Regions from separate parts of the Mus musculus genome. Here region 2 is linked to region 1. The links are chromatin loops, found by intact Hi-C in ENCODE. Cell type or tissue: heart. All regions are shown on one strand.

Region 1 (8,000 bases):
CTTTTTTTTCTTTTTTCTTTCTTTTTCTTTTCTTTTTTCCCTGAGTATTCTGTAAACACAGGGTTTTGAGCTCTGAAGAATGGTAAGGACTCAAAAGATCTATCTTTTTTTTTTTTAAGTTTTAATTGTTTCCCCTCTTCTCTTCAAACATTTTCTTGACCAAACAAGAACTGTAGTTTGGGCGGAGGTGATAACAAACTTTATAAAAAAAAAACCAGCAACCCGTGAAAGTTTTGTTTGTAATCTAAAAAACAAAAAAGCCAAACAAACAAAGAAGAAGAGAAAAAAAAAAAAAACCAAAAACCGAACGCCTAGAGGTAGAATCTAAATGTTTATAAATGAGCAAGTGTTGGTGAAACCATAAAAAGGATTGTGAAACTCCTTAATCGTACTGTGCATCATGTGGGTGTCAAATCAGACAAGTCACACGTTTCTGCAAATAGTTACATTTTAAACACTTTGCAGACTATATATGGGGACCAGAAAAGCAGGCGGGTTGAAAAAGGCCACTTTACAGAACTCTGGGAAGTGCTCCCTACATGACTTTTTCTTGTGGAACTGAAGATCCACCCAAACCAGAATTGATTCTTGATGCTTAACAGCATCCTTCCTGGCATCCTGGGTTTTGTCATTACCAGAGACTATGGTGTGTGTGTGTGTGGGGGGGGGTGTCCCTCTATTTTCCTAACACACCTGTTAATTCCAATCCTTCCTCTCTGAACCTCTATTAAGTAAAGGTGTCTACATTCATTGTTTCACTGAAGACAAGACTGCAGTATAGGTGAAACTTGTTGAAGATCAACGGACACTTGAAGTGGGGCACTGGAGGACTTTGAGTATTTGCAATTCCCCTTGAGAAGAGGCAGCTACTTTTGATTGGTTTCTATTTTAGTCAGTGATGCATCTGCAGTAATATTAAATGAACTAGATACAAACCCTGGGGCCTGTCCCCTTCCTGAATAAATAACTTTCGACACTTCAGTCCCTCATCTGTAAAGTGCAAATATTATAGGTGTCTTACAGTCATTGGAGGATTATGGCTGTATTATAATGCAATACACACAAAACATTCATGACCAGATCTTAGAAGCCTTAGGCACACACATGATTCAACAGCCATGAATGCAGATCTCCAGGTTACACCACAAGAGAGTACCTGGGATGTAATTTATACTTACGATAAATCATCATCTTTATTACTGTAAAATTCTGGAATTGGGCATTTAGTATATGCACTAATGTTTCCCCCATCTTTGCATCATCTCTAGCAACAAGGAAATCATGACAAAGTGTGCGGTCACACGGTGACTGATAAATTGTTTTATATTTACTTCTTCAAAATGTGCAATAAACTACCAGCTTGGTGGTTGAATATTTCCTTCTAGCAATACAATAAACTGTCGGCTTAGTGGTTGGACATTTCCTCCTAGCAAATTTGGCTGGAGGATGGATACAAGAAACTTGACCTAAGATCACCAACTTTTCCCTTTAAAAAGAAAGGCATAAAGTTTTAAACTTTCTGGAAATCTCTGGACTCCGATAAGCAACTATGCAGATTTACATTGATTAAAAAAAAAATCCACCATTCAATTTTTAAGTCAAGTAGTTGTCCTAATTAATTACACTTTCTATAATGTCAACTCAGGAAGTTATTTTTTTAAGGTAATACACGTTTTCTTTTCTTGACTAACAGCAGTTAAAAGAAGAGATTTAGAATTCTGTAATCTAACTTACAGTATACGTGTGGTGTTAATGTGCAAGCCTGAAAAACTGCAAGCACTAAATCCGTTTGGGATCGCAGGCTTGTGGGCAGAAGCTCTCTGAAGTTTCAAATGAGTGATGCTTTAACCTGATGTTGAATTTCTAGAACAATAGAAGGTGGAGAAGATATCCCTCTTTTCTGGAAAGGCCAGAAACCATTCTCCTGGGTGGATTCTTGCCTATCTATGATCTGGGGCCCAGTAACCTCCATCTTTTCACTTAAGTCTAGTCCGGCCTGGCCTAGACTTTTCTCTCTCTTTCAAATCACCCTACAACGTTCATCCCAAGTTCCCCAACAGAAAGAAAATTATTTCTCTTTTCAGGATTTAGTCCACAGCTTTTCTGGAACCTGTTTTTGAGAGTCAGAAAATACACCGCGCTGGAATGTGTCTTTTTACAGGTCTTTCCTTTAGGCTCCCGCGGGTCTCTCCGGTCCCCGCCACACTGAGAATGGTCACTAACCAACTTATACACTAACCCTCCGTAATCTCCCCAGGTAACCTTTCTTTCTTCTAATGTCCGAAGCGTCCTTCCTGGCTGCCTTCCTTTTCCAAAGGTACAGGAAATAAATTCCCGAGGTGCTTCCCAGCAGCGCGGCCTTATTTCCCCGGATCCTTTACTGCCTCGGGTCCCTCACTATCCTCTTCCTTTCAACCGAAAAGCCCCTCTTTCCTTCCACCTGGTGAAAGTTCATCACCCAGACATCTCTTCCCCAAGAGTAACAACTGCCAACTCTCCCGGGTCACATCCAAGCGATAGAATACGTGAATCAGGGGAGCTTGAGCCGACTACCCAAGACTATCCCTGATTTCCGCCGGGGTTTTGGCCCTGGGTCGCTTTCTCCCCGAAAGCGGTGTATGTGGGTAGTATTCAGCAGTGCATAACACACACAATTCCTGAGCCCTAGAGGAGTTTGAGGAGGTTGGACAGAAAGCAGAAGAGATCCGCAAGTTTCCGAGCCTATCTCCAAGGGCCTCCAGCCCTCCCCCAGGTCCCAGGGCTGCCTGCCACTGCCACTCTGCACTCCCTGCGTGGCAGGCTGGAGACACTATCCTATCTGCACCCCAAAGTGTGGGCTATGCGGCCTGTCCAGGGTCAGTCGGTCAGAGAGATTACACGGGCCCTGGCCAGTGGGATGGAAGGCAGAGTTGGAGAATCTGCAAACAGGACGGATTAAAAGGATTCATGTTCCCTCCCAAACAATCCAAACGCACCTCTCCAGCACCCATCAGTTTTTGCTGCTAATCAGTCTCACTTGATTTAATAGTCCTCGCTAGGCCAAAGTCAAAAGCGGAGCAGTTTTTAGCCAATCTGGGGGCACTGGAGTGACCGGCGTCTCCTTTCCCAGCTACCTACCTCCCTATTCCAGGCAAACTAGGGCGGCGGACTTGTGAGTTTCTCCTGCCCCGGAAAAGAGCAGGGACTCGGGGAACCCTACCTGGCCAGCTCCAGTTTCCCAGAAAACCGGCGCGATCTCCGTGAGTCCGCGGAGCTGCAACTGCGGCTGAGCCTCGGGCGGCCACTCTGCGGGCCTCCGGCTTGTCCCCTGCTCCCGGCGCGGTTCCCCGGGCCCCCGCGTAGCGATCGCCTGCGCTGACTGGCCTAAGGGAGTCACGTGCAAGGGCGGGGGCGGGGGAGCCCGGACCCGGCAGCACCTCCGCCCGGCGCCCGCCCGCAGGACTCTTCCCAAAGCTCCCCCAACAGGCAAAGTCCATGCGCGCGGAACTCTCGGGGAAGGAAAGCACTCAGTGCCGGGCGCTCCGTTCTGCCCTCAGTGCAGCCCGACGTCCTTGCGGTTTGCTGCTCTGCCAAGGATCGTGTTTATTCTCCTTCTCTTTCCTCCCTACTCTCAGTGGTCCACGTCCAGCGCCCTGTTCAAGGGGCGGGGCTGGTAGAGGAGAAGGTGACCTCGCACACTGGGCTCATGGTCGCCGGTGGGGCACTGGGTCACCCGGGATGCCTTGCTAGCCTCAGATCTACGGGGCCCTTGAAGTGAGCTCGGGAGAGGGTCAGGAGGCACTAAAACCTGAACTGGCCCTTAAGGTCAGTGCCTAGAGACGCAAGCGCTCTTTTCTCCTTCCCACGAGCCGGTGGAGACTGCAAGGCGCCGAGAACCTCCACCAGCCCAGGAGTTTATGTATTTATACAAAACGCGCACCCCTCGCCGCCGACACTTCTTCCCACTCCTGCGGTCTCCCGTCCCTTCTCATCACTCCCTGTAGCCCTCACCGACTGGGGTCCAATCAAAAGGATGAAGTGGGGGTGGGGAGCCTGGTCTCTAACCTTAGAGCCCATTCAAGGACTGTAGTTCCTTCCCTAGGGTGGGGGTAGGGAGGGTGCCAGACCTTAGTTTGGAGTCGGCGTCAGTGCCTGTAGGCCCTGGCGCAGTGGAGCTGTGAGGGGAGAGTCCCTCAGACAGGTCTAAAGGTTAATAGAGCAATCACAGGGCCCTATTACCGCGTAAAAATAACCCATCGATTACCACAGCCTTCAGCTGCAGATAACAGCTCTCTGGTGGCTCTCGCGCTTTGGGCTAAACTTTTTTTTTTCTTCTTTTAAGCCCTCATTTCTCTCCCCGGCACCGGTTTCCAATACAAGATTAGAGGGGTCAGGAGAGGGCTGGAATACCACCTGGTAAGAACCCTGTGCAGCCCGAGAAGGCTCGGGATGGCACCGGCTCCCGCAGTTCGAGGACTGACTGCAGATTGCTATTGCTATTGCCCCGCCAGTGCAAAAGCAACCCAGGCGCTAGGAACAGGCTGGGACGCCGAGCCAATTGAAAGGGAAAACCCGTGGGACTTTGGCCAACCCGTGGGGATCTCAGGAAAATCCCAGAGGAAGGACTGAGCACGGCTGCGCCGGGGGAATTCTCTTTTCCAAACCGAAGGGGCCCGAGGTCCAGAGCGGCTCTAGAGGAGAGAAAACTGAGGCCCGTCAGGGGTGCTGAGCTGCCCGCACTCTGGCTTGATTTACCGAAGTAGCCCCGGGTGCCGCCAGTTTGAGCCCTTGGGCGCCCCGGAAGCTGGGGCCCCATGATTAGGGTCCCTTCTCCAGCCCCCCCCCCCAATCCTAAACAATGCCAGTCAGAATCAGGGCCTGCAGGTTCGAGATCTGGTAAAGTTTTAGGGATGGTATTCTGAGGATTTCAGAGGCCATCGCTGAGCATCAAGGAACCCTCCCACAACATCTCCTCTGAGACTCTCGGATGAATGCAGAGAATGGCGTGGCCCTTGCTTTATTTTACAAGAAACCCTCAACTACCTGGTGAGCAGAAGAGAAACGAAGCCAAAGGCCCACAGCCCAAGCCAACGAGGCGTGTCTGTCTCTCTGTCTCTCTCTCTCCTCTCCCCCTTTCTCTCCCTCTATCCCTCCCTCTCCCTCTCTCTCCCTCCCTTCCTCCTCCCCCTCCCCCCCCCCTCTCTCTTTCTCTGACTTGTGTGCCTTAGATCTCAGATTTGCCTCACTGTAGTGTCCCTCATAGACCAAAATGCGCTAAGCTCCGGGGCCAAACCTAGCGTTCCTGGTTTTGTTACCCATGAAGTCTGAAGCTCGGGGCTTAAGTGTCTGGGGGAACAGCCATGTGTGATACGCCTCTGTGTCGCCAAGGTCTCCAACAGCTGCCAGGCGACATTCTCCTTGTGTCTTAGCCATCCCCACCTCTACCCACCCAACAGCCTTCCTGAAAACCAAGTTCTAACGGTTTAAAGGAGGGTACCCCAGATAGTCTGGGGATACTTTGCTCAGTGCGATTGAGAGACTCAGTGAAGTCTCTTAGGGAATCGGGTGATCCTTCGCTCTTGCTAAGATCAGCCAAAGACCATCCCAGACCGCTTTTCCTTTCCAGGAGTCTCCAGGCATCTCCCGCTGAGCTGACTGCTGCGAGCGGGAGGCCCGAGACAGATCTCTGACTCTGAAGGCGCCTGGGACAGAGACATTTGTTTCAGCTTCCTGTGACTTAACCCCCACACTTTGGGTCCCACACAACAAATTTTTCCCGGTGTGTGGGCTGAGAGTCAAACCAGACGCGTTTCTTGGGCGCTTTTGGTTTTTTCTTCATTCCCTCCCTCCTTCCTCCCCTTGCCTCCGGTCCTTCAGTTGCTCCCTTCCTCTGCTGGAACCAGAACTAGGCGACCTCTGTGCGTTGCCAGGAGCGGGGAGCATTTCAAGGCCTTGCTGGCTGGAGATGGAGGGGGGTTATCGGCTCCTCTCAGACTAGGGAGGCCAAAGAGAGGAGGGGGGCTGGGCAACGCTGAGGATCAGACTTGGCTATTTTTAAGGACTATGTCACTAGGATGGGGTGGGGGTGGCTCAACCCGGCTCACGTTCCCCTTTCTACTTTCCTTTCCCATGGTCTCTGGGCAGAGGCGGCAGGCTCACCTTCAACCTTCTTAGATCTTTTTGCTCAGAGTGAAGGTGGAGAGTCTAATGATCCAGCCTTAAGTCTGTAGCTTTCCGTAATAAGACTGATTTAGGTGAGCCGTATTCCTAAATAATCTTTGCAGCACAAAAGAATACATTTTATTTCTTGTTTCACGAAGGATTCTGAGACTTAAGCTGGCCTCTTAGCTAGCAGAAACGAAACTGTAGGATGAACACGATGTACGTAGGAATTGAGACTTGAATTTCCTCGAAGGGAGGGTGACGACGACACACACAAAACAAACAGCAGATGTTGGATTTCACACAGAGACCAAGAGAGATCCCCCCCCAGGAATTGGGCACCAGCAAGTGCCCTCTGGGACCTCTGTGATTTGGTTTAAACGGTGGTCAATGTTGGTCGTCACAATGTCCGCATTTCTGGAGGCAGATGCCCCTCCGAATTCAACGGGAATCAACTCACAAGCCGCACAGTGAGAGAAGAAACGAGTTCCGGAAAGAAACTAGAGCTTGGAGCTTGGGCAGTTTCCAGTGTTTGGTAAGGGAGCCAGAGGTAAGATACAGAAATCCAGCTTGGTCTTATAGAACAGATACCTCAGGTGCAGCCGTGCCTCTGGATCTACAAAGGACTTGGGCTAGATGCACAAAGTGACCCGCACTGAACGAATTCGGTCTCCTGTCCTAACAACGGAGCCTGACACCACAGACACCACGTCCCTTTCCTCTGTGACTGTCAGCCCGAATCTCGAGACTACCCTGCTCAAAGCAGAAAATTCCAAGAGAGCAACTGGACACACCACATCTTGTTTAAGAAAAAAGAAAACAAAAACAAAAAACAAAGAACCTGCAAGGCCAAGTCTATGTACCCATTCTTCCCCCAGCCCTGGACCTTCAGCTCTTGGGGTTCCAGGCAGAAGAGGGATGGTTGTGAATTCTCTGTGCCCACACATCCCAGAACTAGCCCCACACCTAGAGTCAAATCTTGAGGTTTCACCATAAAAGAAAATAGCCCTCTTTAATAGTTTAGCTTTTAAAGAATTGTTCAATGTTACAAAAAAAAAAAAAAAGAATTGTGCAATGTTGCAAAATGAAGGGGTGCCTTCCTCATAGATCTGAGAAAATGCTTCCCAGTGTTACCGGTCTGGAGACCAGTTGGTGGCATATTTCATAGTCACTTCTAAACTACAGGTCACTCTCCTACTTTACCTTTTTTTTTTTGATAAAACTTGCCTTCAAATTTCTGTCAAATTCCTAGAAGAGGCCTGAAAAGCTCCCCACAATTTTTCTTTGGGGACACATTGCAAAGGAAGAATGAGGAAGACAAAGCTATTATCTTCATCTTTAAAATGACACAGAAAGGTTGGGACTCAGAGTCTACGTGGTAAAGTGTGGGTGGAGGCAGCGGGTCTCCAATCCAAATTCTCACCTTATTTCTTAATATCCTAATAGTAGCTGTAAAATATTCTCTGTTACAGTCGTTTTAATTTTTTTTAGCCTCTAAATGTTGTTTCTTTTATTTAAAAATTCAATTTCAATTTAGAACAAAACGGTGCCTCACAATCTAAGAAAATTCAAAAAGCTTTTTGTAAAAAAAAGATTTTTTTTTTTTTTTTTGCTAAGTTTATGAATGATGGCAGAGGCTTTGTGAATAGGGACGGTCTTCAGTCCGGAGTACCAGTCTCGACAAGGTCACCATGTGGCCCAGGAGCCCAGTCCTGATATTGGCACCCCTTTCTCCACAGACACTCTGCTTCCTGCTTCCCAAAGGACTCCCTTACTCTTCTGTAGAGAAGGGCGCCCGTCCAGAAAGCGGGTAAAGGAAGCTACAGAGAGAGGGAGTTGCCCTCTTCTGGAGGTGAGGT
Region 2 (8,000 bases), 130 kb after region 1:
CCTGGGAATTCTGAGGCCACCCTCTGACCAGGCTACAGTTTTCTGTGTTATCTGGTTCCACTTCTCCGGGGACATACTAGCTGGGAAAGGCACGGCAGAGTCAGGGAAAGACTTCGCCCACCTGTCAGGGTCCCAGCAAGAAGGACTGTCAGGAAGCCCACCTTGAGATTCTTGGCTTGTCCACTGACAAAGTGAGAACAGGACTACAGCCTACGCCCCCCACCCCACCCCATGGAAGTGCCTGTGGGGAACATGTCTGAAGCCTAGGCACAGTGACACACAGGTGGCACTGATGGCCTGGGGAATGTCCCAGCATTCTTGTCTGGGAGCACAGTATTCTTGCTTCATGGAATGAAGAGAGATGGTCCCCTTGTGAGAGGCCCTGTCTTATTCCTGGATGTTTCTTCTCAGGGTTAAGTGTGACCTCAGGAGGTAATAAAGTCTCTGCTGTCCATGACAGCTATATGGCTTACGCACCCTCAAGTTTAACTGGGCAGAGTGTCCTGGATACTCTCAAGGGATATCAGGCAGAGATGTGACTCTATGAATCACGGGATAGTGACTTCTTCAAGACAGGGACAGCTGGGACCCCATCCAGCAGCAGGGCCTGCCTCTCCCTTTCTTGGTTCCTTCCTGTCATTTTTTTATGATCCCTCAGTCCACTTGCTGGCCTGTGGTTTGCTTGATGCCCCTGTTGCCCATTTCTCATATGAATGTTGTCCTCTGCCCCCCAGGGCTTCTTTCTACAGTGCTGGGCACCCGGCTGGTGTTGGGGGTAAAGGTCCCCATCCCGTTTCCTAGGGGTACAGTAGTGAACTACTATAGTCTGGGTGTCTCTTCCTGTCTGCTGTCTAGATAAGTAAAGACATCCAAGGCCAGACTCAGCACGGGAAGGCCCTACAAACTGGGTAGTGCCGTGCTGTCAAATGCAGCTCTTTTTGTAGGCGTGGCTGCTTTAAAGACACCATCCTGTGCTCTTGCTCCTCAGAGAAGCACCTAGTGGCTGCCTAGGGACCAGGACTTCTCAGTGAGCAGCCGGTCTGAATGGAGAGTTCATTCATGTCTATCTCATCACATTCCGGCTTTCTGAAGACCCCAGAGCATGCCACCATCTGTCATCAAGAAGCTGAGGCCAAGGAGTGTCCCCCACGCCACCCACCCCAGGTCCCCAGGAAAACACCTCCTTTGACCTCCGTTTCCCACTTGGGAGAGGTCCAAGCTCATGCTGGAATAGACAAGAGGTTTCCAGAAAGCATTTTGGAGCGGGACTGTGATTCCTCCCGATATCCTTTACAAGGCAGCCGTGGAAGACCGACAAATCAGCAAGGACTGTGTGAGACCAGAGGAGGCCTACCTCCTCCTCTCCCACCCCAGCACACGGTGAGCTTCCCAACCCTGACATCATCAGAGTCTTTCTCCAAAGATGGATGCCTCTTACCAGCTGCATGGTAAGTTCACTTCGCCTTTCTGGGCCTCAGAGTCTTCATCTGTAGCATGAGTGCTTCCCATGGTTGCATAAACTGGCACTCCATACTCAACAATGACTGTTTATAAAGGTCCCATTTGCATAGTTTGAATATTCTAAACAGTGTGTGTGGGGGGGGGGAGTGTCAACCTTTCTTTAATGATGTTCAACTCTGACTCAAGTTGGTTGTGGGTTATGCCAATGACCAGGTGGGAGGTCTGTGTGTCTCTCCTGTTTCCTGGGCTGCCTCCTGCACTGTCTCTCTGTCTCTTTATCACTTTGAGATGAAGGCTCAGAACAAGACACACCTGCTGTGGGCCCATTTCCCAAATGGGGAAACTGAGGCCCAGAGGTGTGAATTGTTGTACCACATAGCCTGTGGGAGGAAGTGCTTTGTCCTGAACTCAGGGTTTACCTGATCCCAGAAACCCACTCTCACCCATTTTGTAGGTGATGTACCCAGGTTCTAGGAAAACAAATGCCTGTCTCAGGTAAGAATGGTCCTAGGGTCCCCAGGCTCAGTCTGTATCCTTCACAAGCTCTGGGCAAGGGGCAATCATCATATAATCAGATGTTTCATACGTAGTCCCCTTGCCAGTGGCTCACACGGCCACCACTGTGTTGGGAGAACACGGACACTCCACAGCCACTTCCCCTATCATTCCTATTTTCTCTGCTTCCCTCTTTTTCTTTACATATCCCTCACCCACTCTCCTACGTGACCTTCGGATTGGGATATGGAAGGATCTTTGTCCTGAATAAATTTGTGAACATAGGGAACTTCCTTCAGTCAGTGCGGGCAAATTGCGACCCCTTGTGGGTTCCAGCATCACCTGGAAGGAGAAAGGCCCTCCTCCCTGAGAGGAGTAAGTCAGCCTTTGATGTCACCTCTACAGCAGACCTGGGGAGAGCCATGGGGAAGTCACACAGAGCCAGTTTTCCTGAGAAATAATATCCCTCAGTAGCTCACTCAGCTCAGCTGCCAAAATCCGGATCCTTGGGCAGTCATCAGTGCCAGCTGGGAACATTGAAATACAAAGCCACGGGTTGTGGATAGGGCTTAGGGGGAATGCTTGCCCGGCGCACATGAGGACTTGTATCTGAATCCTCAGTGCTCATGTAAAATGCCATCATGAGCGTGGGTGCCTGTAACCTTGGCATGAGGGGAGACACTGGGGGATTCTGAGGCCAGGAGGACTATTCTGTATAATTTGGGCTTGATGGATCCATCATCTTGTGCTTTGGTGGAACACGGAGTATAGGTAGGGTGTGAACCCAAGTGTGAAGTGTGTTGATCCCAGCCCCTCTGGAGGAGCAAGTGGGCTCACTATTGCAAGGTGCTGACATCTAAAAGGGTTGAGGGTTTATGGAGACTGGACCCTTTCTACTTATTTTTCTATAAACTTATCCCCCCACCCCACCTATATAAACAAAACAGGATGAATGGGAGACAGAAAAACAGGCGAGAGAGCCTCCACACTTGGGGAGATCACCGCCCCATCTCATGGCTTTCTGTCCATGTTCTAGGGAAACTTGGAACTCAAGGTGCTTGCGTCCATGGAGTCCCAGATACAGGTTTGTGGGGTGAGATCGCCACCTGCTGGCCAGGAAAGACAGTGTCAGTCACACCCAGTGTCCTTTGCTGAGGAATGGGGTAGGGTTGGGGCAAGGTGCTCCCCACCTCCTACACACATCTCGTGTGCCACATCTGTTCATGTCACTGGTAAAGACCAGGGGAAAGGTACAATTCTCATGACTTTATTATAGAAAAGTCCCAAAGTGTGCATGCAGGGATGGGTAGGGGGCACACAGCCAGGGGACCTGGAGGATTGACCCATAGTTCTGAAGCAGCAGACAGGGAGGCACTTGCTGATGAGACTGAAAAGGTGAGAGAAATGGGAGCTCTGATTGCACTCTGGGTTATGACAGCCTGACATCCTGTCCATCGCTAACTGGTCAGACTGATTTCGGGACTATCGGGGTCTGAACACAACTGGAGGTAAGTTCTAACACAATCCTTGCTCATTTTACATTCAAGGAAGAGACGACACAGAGCAGCAAAGTAACTTGGCCAAAGGCACACAGCCAGTGAAAGGTGGACCGAGGTTGTGCCTTGAGAGCTCATGCCTCACCATGAAGCCATCTTTGTCTCCTGGCTCCCTCACTTGAGAAGCAGGCACACCATTCTTCCCTGATTCTGCAACCTACCTGGAAGAAGAGCTAAGTGTGAACATATTAACCCAAAGTCAGAGTCCAGAAGGAGGCTCAGGCTGGGAGCCCTGAAGAGACCATTGGTTGCTAGGGCTGCAGCTCATATTGGCCCTCCGTGGCTGTGTAGAAGTCCTCCAACACCGACTGCAGGAACTCAAAGGTAGGCCGCTCCTCTGGCCGGCCCCGCCAGCACTCAGTGATGATATCATTGTACAACTCCGGTGGACATGTCTCCGGGCATGGCATTCGGTAGCCGTGCTCCAGGCTACGGATGACCTCAGGGTTGCTCATTCCTACAGGAGGGCAGACAGGGAGCTTCAGGGCTGGTGGTGCTCCAGGAGTGCAGTCACTGGCCCTGAGGGCACTAGACTAGGCCCTGACCGGCACTAGAAGGGAAAGAGTGGGCTCTGATACACTATGGCTAGTGTAACCCTGGAAGGTCACATAGGTGCCAGGATCGTAGTACTACTTTGGCTTTTCACACAGGTCTTCTTGTATAGGCCAGACTGGCCTTGAACTTGAGATCTGTCTGTCTCAGCCTCCCAAGGGCTGGAATCACAAGCTTGAGCCATTACACCTGTCTCTTACGCCATCTAATTCCACCNTAATCTCCATCTCCCTCTCCCTCTCCCTCTCCCTCTCCCTCTCCCTATCCATNTACNTCCCCCTCTCCCTCCCCTCCCCCTCCTCCTCCTCCCCCTCTCCCTCTTCCTGTGGCCCTGAGCAGTGTGCAGAAGGAGAGGAAGCCCACAATGCAGGGCTGGGCTTCAGTCCCTGTGACAGGACCCTGCTCTCACCAGTGTGACATACCCACAGTCAGTGAGCCTGGCGAGTCACCATCAGGATGTCCCAGGAGGATGGTAGGAAGGACAGGGACAATGCCTACCTGGGTAGGGAACGCGCCCATAGGTGACAATCTCCATCAGCAAGACTCCGAAGGACCACACATCAGCCTTGATGGTAAACACCCCGAAGTGGATGGCCTCCGGGGCGGTCCACTTGATGGGGAACTTGGCCCCTGCCAGGAAAGTGCAGTAGCTCCAGGGACAGCCAACCATCTACCCCCAACCCACAGAGTCCTGCCCCTATCTGCCCGTTCCCACTGGAGGGCCTGCAGGATGTGTACACTGGATACATGAGGATATAGGAAGACACAGTCACTTGCTACTATCCTAGGAGTTCTTAAAAACAGTGTTGATGTCCCTGGGTGGTGTGGTGCACACCTTTGATCCCAGCATTTAGGAGGCAGAGGCATTTGGATCTCTGAGTTCAAGGCCAACCTGGTCCACAGAGTAAGTTCAAGGACAGCAAGGGCTACATAGAGGAGCCTGTCTTTGAAAACCAAAAACCAAACCAAATCAAACCAAAAAAGCAAAAACAAAACCAACAACAAAACCAGTACCACCCATATATGCTTCCATCTGACTTACTGTTTTGTTTGATTTTGATTTTTTGGAGACAGAGTCTTGTGTATATCCCAGACTGGCCTCCAACTAGAGCGTACGTAGCCAGGGGTAACCTTGAACTCCTAATCCTCCTGCCATCACCTTCCACTGTGCTGGGATCACAGCCATGCACCAGCATGCCCCATTTATACTCCACTGAATATGAAACCACGGGCTTCATGCCAGAGAGGCAGTCTGCTGACTGAGCTATGTCCCCAGCCCTGTGCATGTCCATCTGGGATGGAAGCATCCTTTCCTATCTCACTCGGCCTTGTCCAGCGGCAGGGACCGTGGTATGGGCGGGCTTCAGTCCGTGCTTTCCTGCAAAAGGCAAACCTGACACTCAGACAGACACCTCTGAGGGCCACTGTGTGGAGGGATAGCAAGGCCCATCTCAGTTCAGACCGTGATGGCTACAGCCTTGGTTGGCACTGAGAGCCAACCTCAGGCTGAGGTGGCATTGGCCACCTCCCCCCTGATGGTTTCACTGTCTGGGGAGCCAGTTGGAAGTCCCCTGAGGGGGTTATCGGCCCCTAAGATGTGGCTCTCCTCCTGAATCCACTGATTAATGCACTAAACCAGTACTGCTTGCTTGATCAATGTACCAGAGTCCTCCTGCAAAGTCAATTTTCCTCACTCACAGTAAGAGAAGAGCATCCATGCAACCCTTCGGGTGCAAGGGTTGGATGCTCATGCTTTAGTTAGAGCTGTGTTTTCCAACCTGTGCTCCCTGACACCCTCCTTCCACAGGAGGATTTTCTCAACTTAGTCTGGGGATCAGAGGGTGAAACAAGGGGAAGAAAGTGCAGGTCTTCTCCTCCATCCTTCTAGATTTATATGCACTGGAGTCTCCAGGATGGGGAGGAGATAGCTGAGCATTCCAAGGCCATTCTGAATGAAGACTCCCAAGGGGCTTGAGTTGCTTCTCTGCCACCCCCTCCCATCTAGGGAAAGGAAGTGCTGAGCTGGGTGGGAAAGGACCAAACACAAGGACCATGGGTCTCCCTAGTCATCTCCAACAGCAAGGAGACATTCAAGGGGGCTCCAGAGAGTTGAGACGTTCAAAGGCTTTCGTGTGTGTGTGTGTGTGTGTGTGTGTGTGTGCGTGCGCGCGCGAGTGTGTGTACACTCACACACTCTGCTCACCCTCTTGGGCAGTGTATTCACTGTCAATGATCCTGGCCAAGCCGAAGTCAGCGATTTTGCAGCACAACGTCTCAGACACCAGGATGTTGGCTGCCCGCAGGTCACGGTGGATGGAATTCATGCGCTCTATGTAAGCCATCCCCTCTGCAACCTGAGGGGACAGGTCACATGGTGAAGGGCAGCAAGGATGGAGCCTACCAGCTCATAAGGCCAGCTTCACATGCCCTGCCCAGGGGAGAGAGAAGGTATCCACCCCTTCCCATGAGACCAACCCAGACTCAGGGCAGCAGAGAAGCTAGGCTGACATCCCCAGGCCTGTCCCCCTTTTTCAGACAATTGTCTCCAAGGTTCTGTGGACTGGGAATAGCAAAGAAGGCTGGGGTTGTAGATAGCCTCTAATGAGACAGGGAGGAGAAAGGACGAACAGGGCATAGCACGGAAGGGCAGGGCTACTCCCTCAGTGGACACTTCTCTCAGAGGAGCCAACCATGCCTTGGAATCACCAATGTCCAATGGGCTGGGTCACTTCCCTGAGAGGTCATAGTTATTACCCAGAGCACGAGAAGCCATCTCTGGGACCCAAGGTTAGGGTCAGTGTTGAATAAGGTGACTGTAGCTGAGGCCCTGCCCCTGCCCCTGCCCCTGCCCCTGCCCCTGCCCCTGCCCCAGGTGCTCCAGAGGAGCAGACTCTCACTGAAGAGGAGCCTTGTCTGTCCCAAGCACCTGTACCAGGCCATTAAGTCTTCAGTCACTCACTGATGGATGGAAAAGGTGACTTCAGCTCTCACTTGCTCTTGCAGGATGCCAGCTTCTAGATGGATCCTACTTGCCCAGGAACTTAGGTACATATACTATCAACTTCTCTCCTATTGAGCTGCACACCAGGCCCCAGTCCTGCATCTGTTTCCACAGGGCCCTGCTTTATGCATGAGTCTCCTCATTTATCCCCTTGCGAAACCACTCAGTCAATATGCATTTGCTAGTGTGGGACTCTGCGGGTTGGAAAGCCAGGGCTAACTAAACAGCTTCTATCTAGGGAGCCCTGGCAATGCTCACACTGTTAGCTAACACGTACGAATCAGCTTTAGGGAAAAAAAAACAAAACCTACACAAACATAGAAGACGCGAATCTGCGTCTGTAGAAAAGATGCTACAAAGCCAAAGGGGAGCCAGGACTCTCTCTAGATCTTCTCCCTGGTGCTTTGTACCCAAAGACATTAATGAGGCTTGTTCATCCATTGATGAGCAGCAAACTGCTCAAGAGCAGAGCCAACAACCCCTCCCTCTTGTCCAGAAAAGTCTTGGTAGACGTGGCCTCCGACAAGGGCTGGTCCTGGGACTCTGGTTGGAAATGTGCAGACAGGAAGAATCCAAGGCAGTCTGCACTGTATAGGACCACCATTCTTGTGGCTGCAGAGGCGGACCAGCTTCTGTCCATCCAATGCCTGACTCAAAGCCAGTCGCCAGGGTTAAGTTTCTGTGTCCATCCTAACAGCTGCATCAACAGATCTCTGCTACCCCAGTGGAAAAAGACACTGTGACCTCAGTTCCTGGGCTGATAGCAGCTGCAGATAATGTGGGACAGGGTCGGAAGTTAAAGTGGGCAAGTGGGTTAAAGTGTGGGTGGGAAGGCTCCCCTTTATAGCTCTCTGTGTGTTGACAGTGTGTCTCGCAGGCTGGCCACAGACCACAGCTTTCTTGCTGAGAGTTCCAGTTTCAACAGTCATACTCAG

What was found. Peaks named below come from ENCODE experiments on the same cell type or tissue, not always from the same donor. Only the 100,000 strongest peaks of a DNase experiment are listed, where the experiment ranks them.
Region 2: a loop joins it to region 1, with 2.6 times the contacts of the local background. A loop is called at or near these places in 2 of 42 quality-filtered maps.

Annotation. Positions count from the first base shown.
Region 1 is chr14:63,241,952-63,249,951 of GRCm38, forward strand. It overlaps Gata4 (GATA binding protein 4), which reads right to left and starts at 3,320. Exons shown (of 7, transcript NM_008092.4): 1 at 3,200-3,320. In heart, a CTCF peak has its summit at 3,440; DNase peaks (open chromatin) are centred at 3,390, 3,970, 4,570, 5,840 and 2 weaker places; H3K4me3 peaks cover 8,000 bases; H3K27ac peaks cover 8,000 bases.
Region 2 is chr14:63,369,629-63,377,628 of GRCm38, forward strand. It overlaps Blk (B lymphoid kinase), which reads right to left. Exons shown (of 13, transcript NM_007549.2): 11 at 6,268-6,418; 12 at 4,563-4,694; 13 at 3,209-3,969. The coding sequence ends at 3,764. It overlaps Gm36165 (a long non-coding RNA gene), which reads left to right. Exons shown (of 4, transcript XR_874703.1): 2 at 989-1,448; 3 at 2,993-3,040; 4 at 3,504-3,568. It overlaps Gm46458 (predicted gene, 46458), which reads right to left and starts at 1,525. Exons shown (of 2, transcript NR_168493.1): 1 at 1,439-1,525. RefSeq lists an enhancer at 1-217. In heart, CTCF peaks have their summits at 2,282 (motif pointing left) and 3,082 (motif pointing left); DNase peaks (open chromatin) are centred at 3,063 and 5,323; H3K4me3 peaks cover 2,369 bases; H3K27ac peaks cover 3,113 bases.